Regions from separate parts of the Homo sapiens genome. Here region 2 is linked to region 1. The links are chromatin contacts, found by Hi-C or POLR2A ChIA-PET in ENCODE. All regions are on one chromosome and are shown on one strand. Each heading gives the region's core, a stretch centred on a gene start or an enhancer-like site at or near the end of the contact. The rest is flanking DNA. Distances are from core to core; before and after follow the strand shown.

Evidence for each region. A loop is a pair of places that touch in the nucleus more often than their neighbours do. ChIA-PET counts read pairs that join two places held with the same protein, here RNA polymerase II (POLR2A). Pooled maps may share reads with other maps.
Region 2: a loop to region 1 is called in a pooled map, with 2.2 times the contacts of the local background. The contact joins the enhancer-like site here to the promoter of ASPHD1 in region 1. A Hi-C loop is called at or near these places in 1 of 50 pooled maps. POLR2A ChIA-PET finds 5 or more read pairs at or near these places in 4 of 52 experiments (AG04449, WTC11, activated CD4-positive, alpha-beta T cell and 1 more).

What each region holds. Positions count from the first base shown.
Region 1 is chr16:29,897,830-29,905,607 of GRCh38, reverse strand. ASPHD1 (aspartate beta-hydroxylase domain containing 1) reads right to left here and starts at 5,120. Exons shown (of 3, transcript NM_181718.4): 1 at 3,688-5,120; 2 at 643-756. The coding sequence starts at 4,636. SEZ6L2 (seizure related 6 homolog like 2) reads left to right here and starts at 6,058. Exons shown (of 18, transcript NM_001243332.2): 1 at 6,058-6,667; 2 at 7,624-7,755. The coding sequence starts at 6,589. RefSeq lists enhancers at 3,395-4,099, 5,866-6,160 and a silencer at 5,073-5,502.
Region 2 is chr16:29,643,090-29,650,867 of GRCh38, reverse strand. No RefSeq gene overlaps it. Among named protein-coding and RNA genes, the nearest start is that of SPN, 16 kb to the left of the region's middle. RefSeq lists enhancers at 4,826-5,120, 6,018-6,287, 7,244-7,303, 7,424-7,543. Within about 2 kb of position 5,052, at least 5 of the 41 ENCODE cell types and tissues checked have a DNase peak (open chromatin) inside an H3K27ac peak, as active enhancers do.

The sequences.
Region 1 (7,778 bases), core at 3,871-6,370:
TCACCAGGCTGGAGTGCAGTGGCGCAATTTCGGCTCACTGCAACCTTGGCCTCCCAGGTTCAAGCAATTCTCCTGCCTCAGTCTCCCTAGTAGCTGGGATTTCAGGTGCTCATCACCACACCTGGGTAATTTCTTTGTATGTTTAATAGAGACGGGGTTTCACCATGTTGGCCAGGCTGGTCTCGAACTCCTGGCCTCAGGTGATCCGCCCACCTCAGCCTCCCAAAGTGCTGGGATTACAGGCGTGAGCCACCATGCCCGGCCGATATGTATCAACTCTTAATCATCAAAACAAACTGTGGTATTACCATAATTATCCCTATTTTATACAAAGCAACAGAGGCATAAGGAGGTTAAGTCCTTTGCCCAAGTGCAAGAGGTAGGACAGGAACCCAGAGTCCTGTGCTGGTAACCGCTTTTCTGTGTACGTAATATTATCTCATTTAATCCTTGCAGTTACTTGATGAAGAAGGTGGTGGTCCTAGGGCATTGGAGAAGTTATGCGGCTTGTTCAAGGTCATGCAGCTGGAAGATGGTGGTGGTAGGACAGGAAGTCCGTTGGGCCTGATTCTGCTGCCTTCTAGTCAACGCTCCTTTGCTCCTGAGTCCCTCATCCCCCCTGCAGAATGGGCACCCCGTTACCATTGTGAGCCACTGTGTGTAGAAAAGAGTCGTCCACCAGTAGACAGTGCCCCTCAGCCCAGCACTGGGGCTCACCGCCGACCACCAGCTCACAGCCAGGAGGGATCTTTAGGCCTGTAAGAAGAGACGCGGGCATCCAGCACTCCTGCCTCCATCCCAGGGGCCCATCCTGGCCAGTCAATTAGCAACTAGCTCTAAGTGTCTTAAATGCCAGGTTTTGTGGTCATCCTCCTTTCTTTCCAGAAAGTGGCCACAGTATAATTACAATACAGTCCTGGAGGAGGGAAGTGCTAGGAGATTAGGGAAACGCTGCTGTGGGTAGTGTGACCCATCTTTTTTTTTTTTTTTTTTTTGAGACAAAGTCTCACTCTCTCACCCAGGCTGGAGTGGAGTGGTGTGATCTCAGCTCACTCTGCTTCCCAGGTTCAAGTGATTCTCGTGTCTCAGCCTCCTGAGTAGCTGCTGGGATTACAGGCATGTGCTACAATGCAGGGTTAATTTTTTGTTTTGTTTTTTTTTTTGAGATGTAGTCTTGCTCTGTCGCCAGGTTGGAGTGCAGTGGCATGATCTTGGCTCACTGCAACCTCCGCCTCCCAGGTTCAAGCAATTCTCCTGCCTCAGCCTCCCGAGTAGCTAGGATTACAGCTGCCTGCCACCACGCCTGGCTAATTTTTGTATTTTTAGTAGAGATGGGGTTTCGCCATGTTGGCCAGGCTGGTCTCGAACCCCTGAGCTCAAGTGATCTGCCTACCTCAGCCTCCCAAAATGCTGGGATTACAGGTGTGAGCCACTGCACCTGGCCAGACCCGTTATTTTATTTTATTTTATTTTATTTTATTCTTATACAGACAGTGCTGGTCTTGAACTCCTGGCCTCAAGCAATCCTCCTGCTTTGGCCTCCCAAAGTGCTGGTATTTCAGGGATGAGCCACGGCACCTGGCAGCAACCTCTCATTTCGAGAAAAGAGAAGGCTTCCTGGAGGAAATGGCTTTTCCTCCTGGGCTTTCGACAGTTTGACTCAAGAGCTTACTGTGTGATAGGCGCTGTCTCACTGAGAGGTATAAGATTAAAGACGTTCCTGGCCCAAGGACCACATGGCTGAGTGCTGTGAGGAAAGTGAGCAGCCAACTCAACTGATGGGGGAACAGGAAGCCAACCCAGAGGAAGTGTGGCACTTGAAAACTTGAGTACTGAAGGCTGAGTAGGAGTTTTTCAGGAGGTGGTACGGGGGAAGGGGATTCTAGGTTGAAAAGAACAGCACATGTGGCATCTGTCAGGATTGGCCAGAAGGTTTTCATGATTTAGAGCACAGAGAGAGGGAAGAGAGGAAGGATTGGGAACTGATCCTGAGGCTAGTGTGCCCTGAAGTGTAGGACACATCCAGCTGGCAGCACAGGAGATGATTGGGGGCAAAACAAGGTCATGGCATGGAATAACAGAAAATTATTTCCTTTTCCATTTTCTTCCAGTCTTTAAGACATCAAAAAGTGCCAGGTGCGGTGGCTCACGCCTGTAATCTCAGCACTTTGGGAGGCCAAGGCAGGAGGATCACTTGAGTTCAGGAGTTCAGGTCCAGCCTGTCTTTACACAATTTTTTTTTCTTGTTTTTGAGATGAAGTTTCGCTCTTGTTGCCCAGGCTGGAGTGCAATGTTGTGATCTCGGCTCACTGCAACCTCCGCCTCCCGAGTTCAAGTGATTCTCCTGCCTCGGCCTCCCGAGTAGCTGGGATTACAGGCATGCGACACCACACCCAGCTAATTTTCTGTAATTTTAGTAGAGACAGGATTTCTCCATGTTGGTCAGCTGGTCTCGAACTCCCAGCCTCAGGTGATCCGCCTGCCTCAGCCTCCCAAAGTGCTGGGATTACAGGCGTGAGCCACCGCGCCTGGCCTACGTAAATTTTTAAAAAATCAGCCAAGCATGGTGGTGGGCACCTGTGGTCCCAGCTACTCAGGAGGCTGAGGTGAGAGGATCCTTTGATCTCAGGAGGTTAAGGCTGTAGTGAGCCATGTTTGTGCCACTGCACTCCAGCCTGGGTGACAGAGTGAGACCCTGTCTCAAAAAAAAAAAAAAAAGAAAAAGAAAAAATCTCAGTTTGGTGCTACTGTAACTTTGACACCCCACCAACCCTTTTAAAAAAGAAGGTGTAGGGCTAGGCACGGTGGCTCATGCCTGTAATCCCAGCACTTTGGGAGGCCGAGGCGGATTGATCACGAGGTCAGGAGATGGAGACCATCCTGGCTAACATGGTGAAACCCTGTCTTCACTAAAAATACAAAATAAAAAAAAATTAGCCAGGTGTAGTGGCAGGTGCCTGTAGTCCCAGATACTCGGGAGGCTGAGGCAGGAGAATGGTATGAACCCGGGAGGTGGAGCTTGCAGTGAGCCAAGATCGTGCCACTGCACTCTCGCCTGGGCGACAGAGCGAGACTCCTCAAAAAAGAAAAAAGTGTAGGCTTCAGGATCAGAGAGACTAGAGCACTTAACTAGAATGTTCTAGACTGTTGAAAGCTTTCTTTTTTAAATTTCAGCTTGTGTTTATGAGTACTTTCTTGTCACCCAGGCTGGAGTGCAGTAGCACAATCTCAGCTCACTGCAGCCTCAAACTGCTGAGCTCCAGTGAACCTCCCACCTCACCCTCTCCAGTAGCTGGGACCATAGGCATGGGCCACCGCGCCCGGCTAATTGTTTTATTATTTGTAGAGACAAGGTCTCACTGTGTTGTCCAGGCTTTTTATGAGTACTATTTAGGGCAAGTAATACTGATAGTGCTATAAATATTTCTTTTAAATACGTAGAACAAAAGGTCGGGGGGAGAGCCAAGGTGAAGAAACGCAGTACAGATGGGAATGACCACGGCAAAGCTTATGAAGGTGGTGTGCAGATAACCGAGGCTGAGGAAATGCTGCTGTGGGTGGCAACAGGGAGCCATGGAAGAAGAGAGGCACAATGAGAACCAGACAGCAGACGGCTCTGGCGGAGAGAAGGGTCTGGGGGGGAAATCATCGAGGCAAGGAGGTTGTCAGTAGGCGGCAGCTACTTACCCAGATGGCATCTGACCCGGGCATTGGTGGGCCCACAGCGGCCCTCGAGCCGGGCCCCAGGCAGGAGAACGGAAAAGCCGGCATTGCCGAAGGTGTTGGCACTCATAAAGCTTCGAAGCCCCCTCAGTGCCCGATAGGCCCCCGGGCACCGGCGGCAGTTGCTGGGTTGGCACCGGCCTGCTTGGTACAGCAGGAGCTGGTAGCACCCGGGGGCCAGAGGTGGGGACCAGCCCCGAGGCGGAGGGGTAGTCCCTGAGAAGTCCCAGCTCACAGCCCCGAAGTCCCGCAAAATGGCAGGGAAGCTGCTCTCCAGGAGCTCCACGTCGTGCCGCTGGGCGTCCCGCGGCACAAAGGGGGCTGAAGGCAGGTCTGGTAGGAAAAGCAGGCCTGGGCGCTGAATACCTAGGACCCCTGGCCCTCTCCCAGGGCCTGGGCCACCCTGAGCTGCCCGCCTCACTCTACCCATCCCAGCCCAGGAGTAGCGCCTTGCGTAGGCCCGAAGCCGCCGGCTCACTAGGCCTTCCGTCCTAGGTCCTTCCCCGGGATCCCCAGGACCCCCTGGGCTTGGCCCGCCGGCCTCCGAGCATCCCACAGGCCCACCACGAACACCCCCAGCTCGGCTCCCAGCCCCTAGGGCCTGCATGTCTTGGGAGCCCAGGCGGTAGCAGTACCAGAGGAACAGGGAAGTGAGGGCCCCGAAGAGCAAGGTGAGGGCCGAGGAGGCCAGGGGTAGTGGCCACGGGAGCATGATCAGGGAGGCCCTGGCCAAGAGGCCTGGGGCGTCCTCCGGACCCCAGTTCCCCTGTCCCCCCAGCTCCCCACCTGTCCCTTCCATGGCTGCCCCCTGGCTCCCCGCTGGACTGTTTCCCTTCCACATTCCACTCTGGGCTGTCTCTCTCTCCTTCCGCGGTCCTCTCTCCACGCTGAAGCTCCCTCTCCCCTCCTTCATGCACCTCCAACCCTCCTCTCTCCTTTCTCTCCCCTTTCTCTCTCCTTCTACCTCTTCTTCCTCCTCTCCCTCTGTCGCCTCCTCACCCTCTTCTTTCTCCTTCCAGCAGCCTCCTCTCTCTCGCTCTGCTTCTCTCTCCCACCTCAATCTCCCCCTTTCCTCCCCACCCCCGCTTTTCGCTCGCTCTCTCTCCCCGCTTCCTCCTAGCTCCCCTGGGCAGCGGTTCCTACCCTGCCTGGACCTGCAGTCCCGGGAACCCGCAGCCTGTCTTCCTCCGCGGCAGCTTCTTTCTCTCCGGCCTCACTGCTCTCTCCTTGCCCTCGCTCCTCACTAGCCCCGACCCTGCGGTCCTGCCTGGCTCTCGCTCCCTCTCTCCTACTCGCTCCTTCCTGGGCTCCCACTCACCCTGACGTCACTCCTTCCCGGAGCCCTCTCAGCTCAGCCACCCCCGAACCCTCCCAGTGGCACAGCAAATCAGCCGGGTGCCGGGGGAGGGGGGAGAGTTGTCGCTGGAGGTGCCTCCCCACCCCCCCCGCCCGGAAAGGGCGCCACGTGGGGCGCAGGGGCCACGGTGCCAGCCTCCAGCCGTCCCGCAATGCGAAAGAAGGGGCGGGTCGTATCGGGCGGGGCCTGAGGGGCGGGGCCTGAGGGGCGGGGCGAGCGCGGACTGACGGCTGGGCAGGCGCCCGGGACTGCGGGCAAGGATGCTGAGGCCAGTCCGTCGGGCGGCTGGTCCGTCGGTCGGTCGGCCTGTGACTCCCGCTGGCCCTAGGCAGCCCGGGAGCCCGCGAGCCTGGCAAACACCGAAAGCGGCCTCAGCCAATCGCGGGCGGCGTCGGGCCGGGCCCGCCCCGGCGGGGCGAGGGGAGCTGTCCGCGCGCCGCTGGTGCTGAAAAGGGCGCTCCGGAGGGAAAATCAGAGCCGAGGCCGCCTGTTAGCTGGCCGGGGTCAGGGTTTATGGAAGAGGAGGGGTCTGTCTCTCCTCCCCAAACCCCGGCCCGTCACCCACGAGACTTGTCACAATCGTGGAAGCTCTCTATTCCCCTGGAGGAGGGAGAGCCCATTCCACCCGAGCTACTGTAAAAGGGGAAGGGAAGCCCCTTGGGAGGTCTGAATGTGAACAGGGGGCATAATTGGGGGCCTAGCAGGCGCGAACCAAGCTATGCAGCCCCTCGGCACCCTGGGAAGAGGAGATTCAGATTCCAGATGTGCTGGAATGGCAGGCGGAGGGGGCTAATTACTGCTGGGACCAGAGAGTTTCCTTTGCCTCCCCTAGGGGCCGCGGGAGTGAGGATTACGGCCCTGGCTCGTATGATCCCTCCCTCCTCCATCTGCACTTCCTCCTCCTCCCTCCCCGTCAAATAAATCCCAGGCCCCTCCCTCCGCCCGTCCCCAGGATCTGACGTGGGCTCGATACCTTTCTCAGCTTCTCCCTCCCGCAGCTCCAGTGCCCGAGCTTCGGCTCTCCCAGTTCCCCAACCCACCCCTTCCCCTCCCCGACAAGCCCCGCTAGAGCCCAGTGGAGACCCCCTCGATCCTCGACCCCACCCTAAACCCCCAGAAGCTGTCTTTCTCCTCCCCAGTCCCCTAGCTTGGGGTCCAGACAGCCCAGTGGACCCAGGCGCCTGAGCAGGAGGGTAACCCAGGCCACCCGGCCCCTTCGGCCCTCTCGGCCCCACCCCCTGCAGCCGGAGCCGCGCCCCCTCCACCACAGAGCCGCGAGAAGAGGACAGAGGAGACTGAGCAAAGGGGGGTGGGCTCCAGGCGACCCCTAGCCCAATTCTGCCCCTCCATCCCAAGGGGCAGAGAAATTGTCTTTCTTTGCTGACTCCTACGAGGAAAAAAAAAAAAAAAAAAAAAACAATTAAAGGGAAAGATAAACGGAGACGGAGGAAAGGTGGCAGCCAGATTACTTAGAGAGGCACAGAGGAGAGAGATCGGGGTGAGTCGCCATGGGGACTCCCAGGGCCCAGCACCCGCCGCCTCCCCAGCTGCTGTTCCTAATTCTGCTGAGCTGTCCCTGGATCCAGGGTAAGGACATGAGACTGTGGGGGTGGGCCCCAGGAAGGCGTCCAGCGGGGTCCTCCACCCTCCTTTCTCTTAATATCCTGGGTCTTCCGAGCACATGGGGGAGGGGAGAGGCACAGCTGATGGGGAAGGGGCAAGCCAGAGCTTTCAGGCTTGAACCCGAAGCCCCTTAACCCTCAATATTGAGAAGGCAGAGAAATGAATGAGAGAAGCTTTTAGCAGTGTCTCAGGGGCTAGATCCAAGAAGGAGGGCTGGGAAAGTTGGGGGGATGTCTGCGGAGGCGGCAGAAGCATGGAGGGACCTGGGTGGGAGATGGAGGTGCTGAGAGAGATGCCAGGCGCTGTACACACAACTGTTCTTGGATGAATGGACAAAGACAGATGAGCAGAGGCAGGGCTCAAAGACCAGATTTTCAGTCCCCCACTCTGACCCCCAGCCAGACTCCAGGGAAGGAGGCAGAGACTGCAGAGGACCAGAGAGAGAGAGGGTGGGGGGGAGAGAGAGAGAGAGAGAGAGAGAAAAGACAGCCACACTGCAGAGACAGAAACCCAGAGAGAAAGCCAGGCACTGCGGAAGCAAGGGCTGGGAGGTGCGGCCAGATCCTCTGCAGAGCCCCAGGGTTGGGGGGAGATCACCACTGAGGTGAAAGGGAAGGCAGCACCGGCGACCCCTCTGCCTTGCTGGCGCTGTCCAGGGTCCATAAGAGCTAAGGTGTTCAATGAAGGCCCACACAGCCCAGGGAGAAGGGAGAGGGGAGGGGAGAGAAGAGGTGTGGGAGTGGGAGTATGAGGGCAGCTGGGAGCCCCTCCTCCGATCTTGGCCCTCAGTCGAGCCTGGGACCATCTGAGCCCCTGCAGGCCCAGCTGATGGAGGAGGGAGGAAGAGTTCTAGAAAATATCTCTCTGGAGAAGGAAGGGGTGTGGGGAAGTGGAGAAGCTCACACAACTTCACCTCCTAGGTCTGCCCCTGAAGGAGGAGGAGATATTGCCAGAGCCTGGAAGTGAGACCCCCACGGTGGCCTCTGAGGCCCTGGCTGAACTGCTTCATGGGGCCCTGCTGAGGAGGGGCCCAGAGATGGGCTACCTGCCAGGTGAGGCCCCCAGAGTGGCAGGA
Region 2 (7,778 bases), core at 3,803-6,302, 250 kb after region 1:
ATTTTGCAGGAGCACATTTTCAAGTCACATCCAAAGAAAGCTCCCTAATAAAAAGGTGAACTTTGCTTTTTTTTTTTGTCTCACTCTGTCACCTAGGCTGGGGTGCAGTGGGGCAATATCGGCTCACTGCAAACTCTGCCTCCCAGGTTCAAGCGATCCTCCTGCCTCAGCCTCCCTAGTAGGTGGGATTACAGGCAGGCGCCACCATGCCTGGCTAATTTTTGTATTTTTAGTAGAGACGGGGTCTCGCCATGTTGGCCAGGCTGGTCTCGAACTACTGACCTCAGGTGATCGTCACCCCTCAGCCTCCCAAAGTGCTGGGATTACAGGCGTGAGCCACCGTGCCCAAAGTAATCTTGCACCTAAATAGGTCTTTAGTTTATTCTCACACTTGATATGAAAGTCCAACCCTCAAGTTGGAAAGCTCTACTCTGGTACCAAAAGCCCCAGTCAGCCTCTTATTGGCTCACTCTGAAGTATGATGGGACTTGAAAGAAATATCAACCTTTTTTTTTTTTTTTTTTTTGAGACAGGGTTTTACTCTGTCACCCAGGCTGGAATACAGTGGTGAGACCACAGCTCACTACAGCCTCAACTCAACTTCCTGGGCTCAAGTAATCCTCCCAGCAAAACTGGGAGGTGCACACCGCTACGCCTGGCTAATTTTTGTAGAGACAGAGGTCTCCCTATATTGCCCAGGCTGGTCTGGAACTCCTGAGCGCAAGAGATTCCACCCACCTCGGCCTCCCAAACTGCTGGGATTACAGGCATGAGCCGTCACGCCTGGAAGAAATATCAACAACATTCAAAGAAACCCTGCAACATGAAAGGAAAGCACCAAGATAAACCAACCCCATCATCCATTCTGCCTCCTTCTTTCCTAAAAGTACCCCAGTTTGTTCAGGTGCCCACCAGCATACACATCCTGGGCACTGACCCCTTCCTTCTTCAGCTCCAGCAAAGTCTGACCAGTCTAAAGTAACCACTCCCCTTCTGCCCACGATTGCATTAGGAAAGGGTACATGCCCCAGTTCTAGCCACTAAGATAAAAGGAAGGGAGGCTTCTAAGAAAGGCTTCTTCCTTTTAATTAAAAGAGAACCCGGGGGCAGTAACTTCTGCCTCCCACAAGCCATGATTAAGGATACATCCTGTAACTCTGAGAGGAACTGGCCCCAGGATGGAAACATTGCAGGATTGCAGAGGAGGAATGGGAGGAAGAGCATGGGATCCCAAGGCATCGCAAATGCCTGATCAAGGGGCCCTGAATCCCAGCCACCCCCTTCTGTGAGCTTCCTGTAAGTCGGATGTTTAGTTATTTGTAGCCAAATGCATCCTAAGTACATTCAAAAAAATTTAAAAAAAAAAGAAAAAGAAAAGAAAAGTAATCCTGGAGGAAACAGAATTTACGTAAAGAAAAAGAGGCTGGGTGCGATCGCTCACGCCTGTAATCCCAGCACTTTGGGAGGCAGAGGCAGGTGGATCATGAGGTTAGGAGATGGAGTCCATTCTGGCTAACATGGTGAAACCCCATCTCTACTAAAAATACAAAAAAAATTAGCCGGGCGTGGTGGCGGGCGCCTGTAGTCCCAGCTACCAGGAGGCTGAGGCAGGAGAATGGCATGAACCCGAGAGGCGGAGCTTGCAGTGAGCTTGCAGTGAGATCGCGCCATTGCACTCCCGCCTGGGCGACAGAGCGAGATTCCGTCTTAAAAAAAAAAAGAAAAGAAAAGAAAAGAAAAGAAAAGAAAAAAAGAAAAAGAAAAAAAAAAATCTGGTATTTTTAAAGACATTTGAGAAAATGCTGCTTCAGGCCAGGCACGAGGCTCACCCCTGTAATCCCAGCACTTTGGGAGGCCAAAGCGGGAGGATCGCTTGAGACCAGGAGTTTGAAACCAGCCCTGGCAACATAGTGAGATCCTGTCTCTACAAAAAATTAAAAAATTAGCTGGGCGGGGCTGGGCACAGTAGCTCATGCCTGTAATCCCAGCACTTTGGGAGGCCGAGGCAGGTGGATCACCTGAGGTCAGGAGTTCGAGACCAGCCTGGCCAACATGGTGAAACCTCATCTCTACTAAAAACACAAAAATTATCCAGGTGTGGTGGCGGGTGCCTGTAATCCCAGCTACTCGAGGCTGAGGCAGGAGAATCGCTTAAACCCGGGAGGCAGAGGTTGCAGTGAGCCAAGATTGCGCCACTGCACTCCAGTCTGGGCGACAGAGTGAGACTCCATCTCAAAAAAAAAAAAAAAAAAAAAAAAAAAGAGCTGGGCGGGAGCCAGCTGGGCCCCAGCGAGTGCACGTTAGACCACGGCTCCAAGCTCTTCTTCCGGCGCCTCTGACCCGGGGGCCGCCTTTCCCCATCCCCACCGAAGTCCCTAATAAATGAAGGTGCTGCTTCCAAAAAAAAATTAGCTGGGCAGGGCGTGGTAGCACGTGCCTGTAATTTCAGCTGCTCTGGAGGCTGAGGTGGGAGGATCACTTGAGCCTGGGTATTTGAGGCTGCAGTGAGCTGTGCTCATGCCACTGCACTCTGGCCTGGGTGACAGAGCAAGACCCCATATTAAAAAAAAAAAAAAAGATGGGCCAGGCACGGTGGCTCACGCCTGTAATCCCAGCACTTTGGGAGGCAGAGGCAGGTGGATCATGAGATCAGAAGATCGAGTCCATTCTGGCTAACATGGTGAAACCCCGTCTCTACTAAAAATACAAAAAAATTAGCCAGGCGTGATGGCGGGCGCCTGTAGTCCCAGCTACTCGGGAGGCTGAGGCAGGAGAATGGCATGAACCCAGGAGGCGGAGCTTGCAGTGAGCCGAGATCGCGCCACTGCACTCCAGCCTGGGCGACAGAGCAAGACTCTTTCCCCAAAAAAAAAAAAAAAAAAAAAAAAAAGATATTGCTGGCCAGGTGCAGTGGCTCACACCTGTAATCCCAGCATTTTGGAGGCCGAGGTGGGCTGATCACCTGGGGTCAGGGGTTCGAACCAGCCTGGCCAACATGGTGAATCGCTGTCTCTACTAAAAATACAAAAATTAGCTGGGCACAGTGGCAGGTGCCTATAATCCCAGCTACTCGGGAGGCTGAGGCAGGAGAATCATTTGAGCCCGGGAGGCGGACGTTGCAGTTAAACCGAGATCCACTACTGCACTCCAGCTGGGCGACAGAGCAAGGCTCCATCTCAAAGAAAAAAAAAATTGCTACACTATGTTACAATAAAAACAGGGTGTTATAAAAAAGAAAGAGGCCAGGCACAGTGGCTCACGCCTGTAATCCCAGCACTTTGGGAGGCTGAGGCAGGTGGATCACCTAAGGACAGGAGTTCGAGACCAGCCTGACCAACAAGGTGAAACCCTGTCTCTACTAAAAATACAAAAAAAAATTTAGCCGGGTGTGGTGGCAGGCACCTGTAGTCCCAGCTATTCTGGGAGCTGAGGCAGGAGGATCGCTTGAACCCAGGAGGAGGAGGTTGCAGTGAGCCAAGATCACACCACTGCACTCCAGCCTGGGCGACAGAGTGAGACTCCATCTCAAATAAATAAATAAATAGAGCAAAGACTGAATTCTTAGAAATTAAAGCTATGATACTGAATTACTAAAAGCATTAGAATAAAGAAGCTGGGCACAGTAGCTCACTCCTGTAATTCCTGCAGTTTGGGAGGCCAAGGAGAATGGCTTGAGGCCAGAAGTTCAAGACCAGCCTGGGTAATATAGCAAGGCCTCATCTGTACAAACACAAACAGGAAGTGTTGTAATAAAAAGTTAATAAATTATCCCAGAAAACTGCCAGGTGTGGTGGATCATGCCTGTAATCCCAGCACTTTGGGAGACCAAGGCAGGCGGATCACCTGAGGTCAGGAGTTCGAGATCAGCCTGGCCAACGTAGCAAAACCCCATCTACTAAAAATACAAAAATTAGCCAGGTGTGGTGGCAGGCGTCTGTAATCCCAGCTACTTGGGAGGCTGAGGCAGGAAAATCGCTTGAACCCGGGAGGCGGAGGTTGCCATGAGCCAAGATTATGCCACTGCACTCCACCCTGGGTGACAGAGTGAGACTCTGTCTCAAGAATAAAAAATTTAAAAAATAAATAAAGCTGGGCGCGGTGGCTCACGCCTGTAATCCCAGCACTTTGGGAGGCCAAGGCAGGTGGATCACGAGGTCAGGAGTTTGAGACAGGAAGCTGAGGCAGGAGAATAGCTTGAACCCAGGAGGCAGAGGTTGCAGTGAGCCAAGATCGCTCCACTGCACTCCAGCCTGGGACAGAGTGAGACCCCATCTCAAAAATTGATTAATTAATTAATTATCCCAGAAAATAGAACTCCCAGAAGGTGTAGGGGTGGAGAAGAAAATATGAGAGAAAATATATGAGACTGCCGCTCTAACATAGAGATCCAATAAGTGGCGGCTTAAAGAAGAGACGTGTCGGCCGGGCGCAGTTGCTCACACCTGTAATCCCAGCACTTTGGGAGGCCAAGGTGGGTGGATCATGAGGTCAGTAGTGTGAGACCATCCTGGCCAACCCCGTCTCTACTAAAAATACAAAAATTAGCCAGGCATGGTGGCGCATGCCTGTAATCCCAGCTACTTGGGAGGCTGAAGCAGGAGAATCACTTGAACCCAGAAGGCAGAGGTTGCAGTGAGCCGAGATTGTGCCACAGCACTCCAGCCTGGGACAGAGTGAGACTCTATCTCAAAAAAAAAAAAGAAGAGACGTGTCTGCAAAAAACAAATAAATAAATAAACAAAAGAAGAGACATGTTCAAGTGAAATGGTGGTAGTTAGGGAGGCAGCTCTGCTTCTCTCATTGCTCAGGGACCAAGGGCCCTTCCTCATCACTTTTCTGCCATCGGTAGGGCACCGTTTGTCACCTGCACGTTTGAATCTGTTGTGGGGATCTCCAGCCAGCAGGAATGGAGAGTATGAAGCTGGCCTACTTCCTAAGGCCAAAGACCAGAAGTCACATACATCACCTCCTCACATTCTATTGGTGGAAACTTAGTCACATGACCATGCCTACTGCAAGGGAGGCTGGGACATGCAGTTCCACCATGTTCTTGGGGAAGAAGGGCTCATTGGATTTTGGATAATGAGTAGTCTTTGCCACAGAGACACAGCCAGGCAATCCAAGAGGCCCAAAAGCTAACCAATAGGAGTGCCAGGAAGAGAGAACCCAAGAAATGGAAGAAGGAGAATGATCAGAGATCATTCTCACTCTGATGAGAAACATGCGTCTTCAGGCTGAAAAGCCCACCTAGTGCCTGCCCAATGAAAGAAAACCCATGCCGGGCACACTGGAACCCCAAAAGTGTCATGTACGACTTAGCTATTTCCTAAGGAACAGGAAGCAGCTGGTGATTAGGTTAACATAAATGAAAGAAAGAAAAAAGTCCCAGGGTAAGAAAAAATTAATAGAATGAACACCACATTAGGCTCTGAACTTCCTGGGGCTGGCCCTGAAAGGGAAAATTTACATAAGTTCCTCCTTTTTGACTATAAGAACTAGTTCCTTAGAGAAGGTCAATATTTCGTGACACTCACTTCTAAAATTAATTTTCATATAAGAACATATCTTATGCCAGTTGATGTCATGGATATAATGGCTGATGGGCAACACACCACTCCTGAGAAAGGCTTGGGCACTGGAGTCAGACCAACCTGAAGGCAGCCACCACTCACTGTGTGCCCTTGGGAACATTTCTGAGTCTCAGTTTTCCTCACCTTTAAAATGGGCATAGTAAAAGGAAAAGAAGAGCCAGGCATGGTGGCACAGTAGTAGTCCAGTAATCCCAGCCAAGGAGGCCAAGGCAGGAGGAGTTTTGAGGCCATCCTGGGGACCATAGGGAGACCCTGTCTCTCTAGATTTAAAAAATATATTAAAAAGTAAAGAAAAATGGGCACAGAGTATTTATCTCACAACATTATTAATTTGTTCTTTAATTCCGCAAATATTTGTTGAACACCAACCATGTGTCCGGCATAGGATTGTGACAATTAATGAAATCAAGGGCCAGTCACCTGTCCTCTTGGAGGTAGCCTTCTCCGGAGTGAGACAGACTCTACATATGTAGGAAGCAGGCATCATGGAGAAACATCACGCAGGAAAGTGGGGGAAGGAAGTGCTCCTTTCTACAGGCTGATGTCTCTGAGAAGGGGACATCTGAGGGGAGACTTGAGGGAAGAGAGGGAGCAGCCATGAGATGTTCATGGGGAATCCCACGGACAAACAAAGCCAGTTCAAAGGCCCTAACCTGGGTCCTGCTTCGCGTGTTCTGGGAAGCCCAAGGAGGCCAGTATGGCTGGAGCAGAGTGCATGAAAAGCGAAGTCAAGAGGAAAGGGGGCCATAGGGCACGGCTTTAGGTCATTATTAGCACTTTCACTCTGAGTCAGTGTGGAGAGTTTAGAGAGCTTCAACTTTGTTTTGTTCTGTTTTCTAGAGACAGAGTTTTATTCTGTGGCCCAGACTGGAGTACACTGGTGCAATTATGGCTCACTGCGGCCTCCAACTTCTGGGCTGAAGCGACCCTCCCACCTTAGCCTCCTGAGTGGCTGGGACCACAGGTGTGTGCCATCATGCCCAGCTTTTTTTTTTTTTTTTTTTTTTTTTTTTGATACAGAGTCTTGCTCTGTCACCAGGCTGGAGGGTAGTGGCACGATCTTGGCTCACTGCAACCTCTGCCTCCCTGGTTCAAGCAATTCTCCTGCTTCAGCCTCCCAAGTAGCTGAGACTACAGGCACGTGCCACCATGCCCAGCTAATTTTTGTATTTTTAGTAGAGACGGGGTTTCACCATGTTGGCCAGGATTGTCTTGATCTCTTGACCTTGTGATCTGCCTGCCTCAGCCTCCCAAAGTGCTGGGATTACAGGCGTAAGCCACTGCGCCCTGCCGCTGATTTTTGTATTTTTTGTAGAGACAGGGTCTTGCTATGCTGCCCAGGTTGGTCTCAAACTCCTGGGCTCAAGTGATCACCAGGGTTTCTTGACAGATTGGATTTGGGGATGTGTGAGAGAGGATTGAGGACAACACCAAGGTTTTCGGCCACACCAACTGTAAGAATAGAATTGTTGTATTCTGATATGGGAAGGCTGCAGGAGGAGCAGGTATGGGGGAGAAGATAAAGAGTTCATTTTGGGCCCGGGCACGGTGGCTCACACTTGTAATCCTACCACTTTGGGAGGCAGAGGCAGGCAGATCGCTTGAGCTCAGGAGTTTGAAACCAGCTTGGCCAACAGGGTGAAACCCTGTCTGTACTAAAAATACAAAAAATTTGCCGGGTGTGGTGGCACGTGCCTGTAATCTCAGCTACTCGGGAGGCTGAGGCAGGAGAATCACTTGAACCTGGGAGGCGGAGTTTGCAGTGAGCCAAGATCAGGCCACTGCACTCCAGCCTGGGCAACAGAGCAAGATTCTGTCTCAAAAAAAAAAAGTTCATGTTGGGACATGTTAAGTTTGTGTTGCCTGTCAGACACCCAAGGGGAAGTTTCAAGTGAGCAGTTCTGAAGCTCACAGAAGAGGTCTGCAGTGAAGATGAAAACTTGGGGGACATCAACATTTGGATGATATTTAAAGCCAGGGGTCTGTGTGAGCTCAACTCAAGAGTGAGTGTCACCAGGCACCATGGCTCATGCCTGTAACCCTAACACTTTTGGAGGCCAAGGTGGGAGGATCACTTGAGCCCAGGAGTTTGAGACCAGCCTAGGCAACACGGTGAGACCCTATCTCTACTTAAAATTTTAAAAATTAGCCAGGCAGGGGGGCATGTGCCTGTGGTCCCAGCTACTT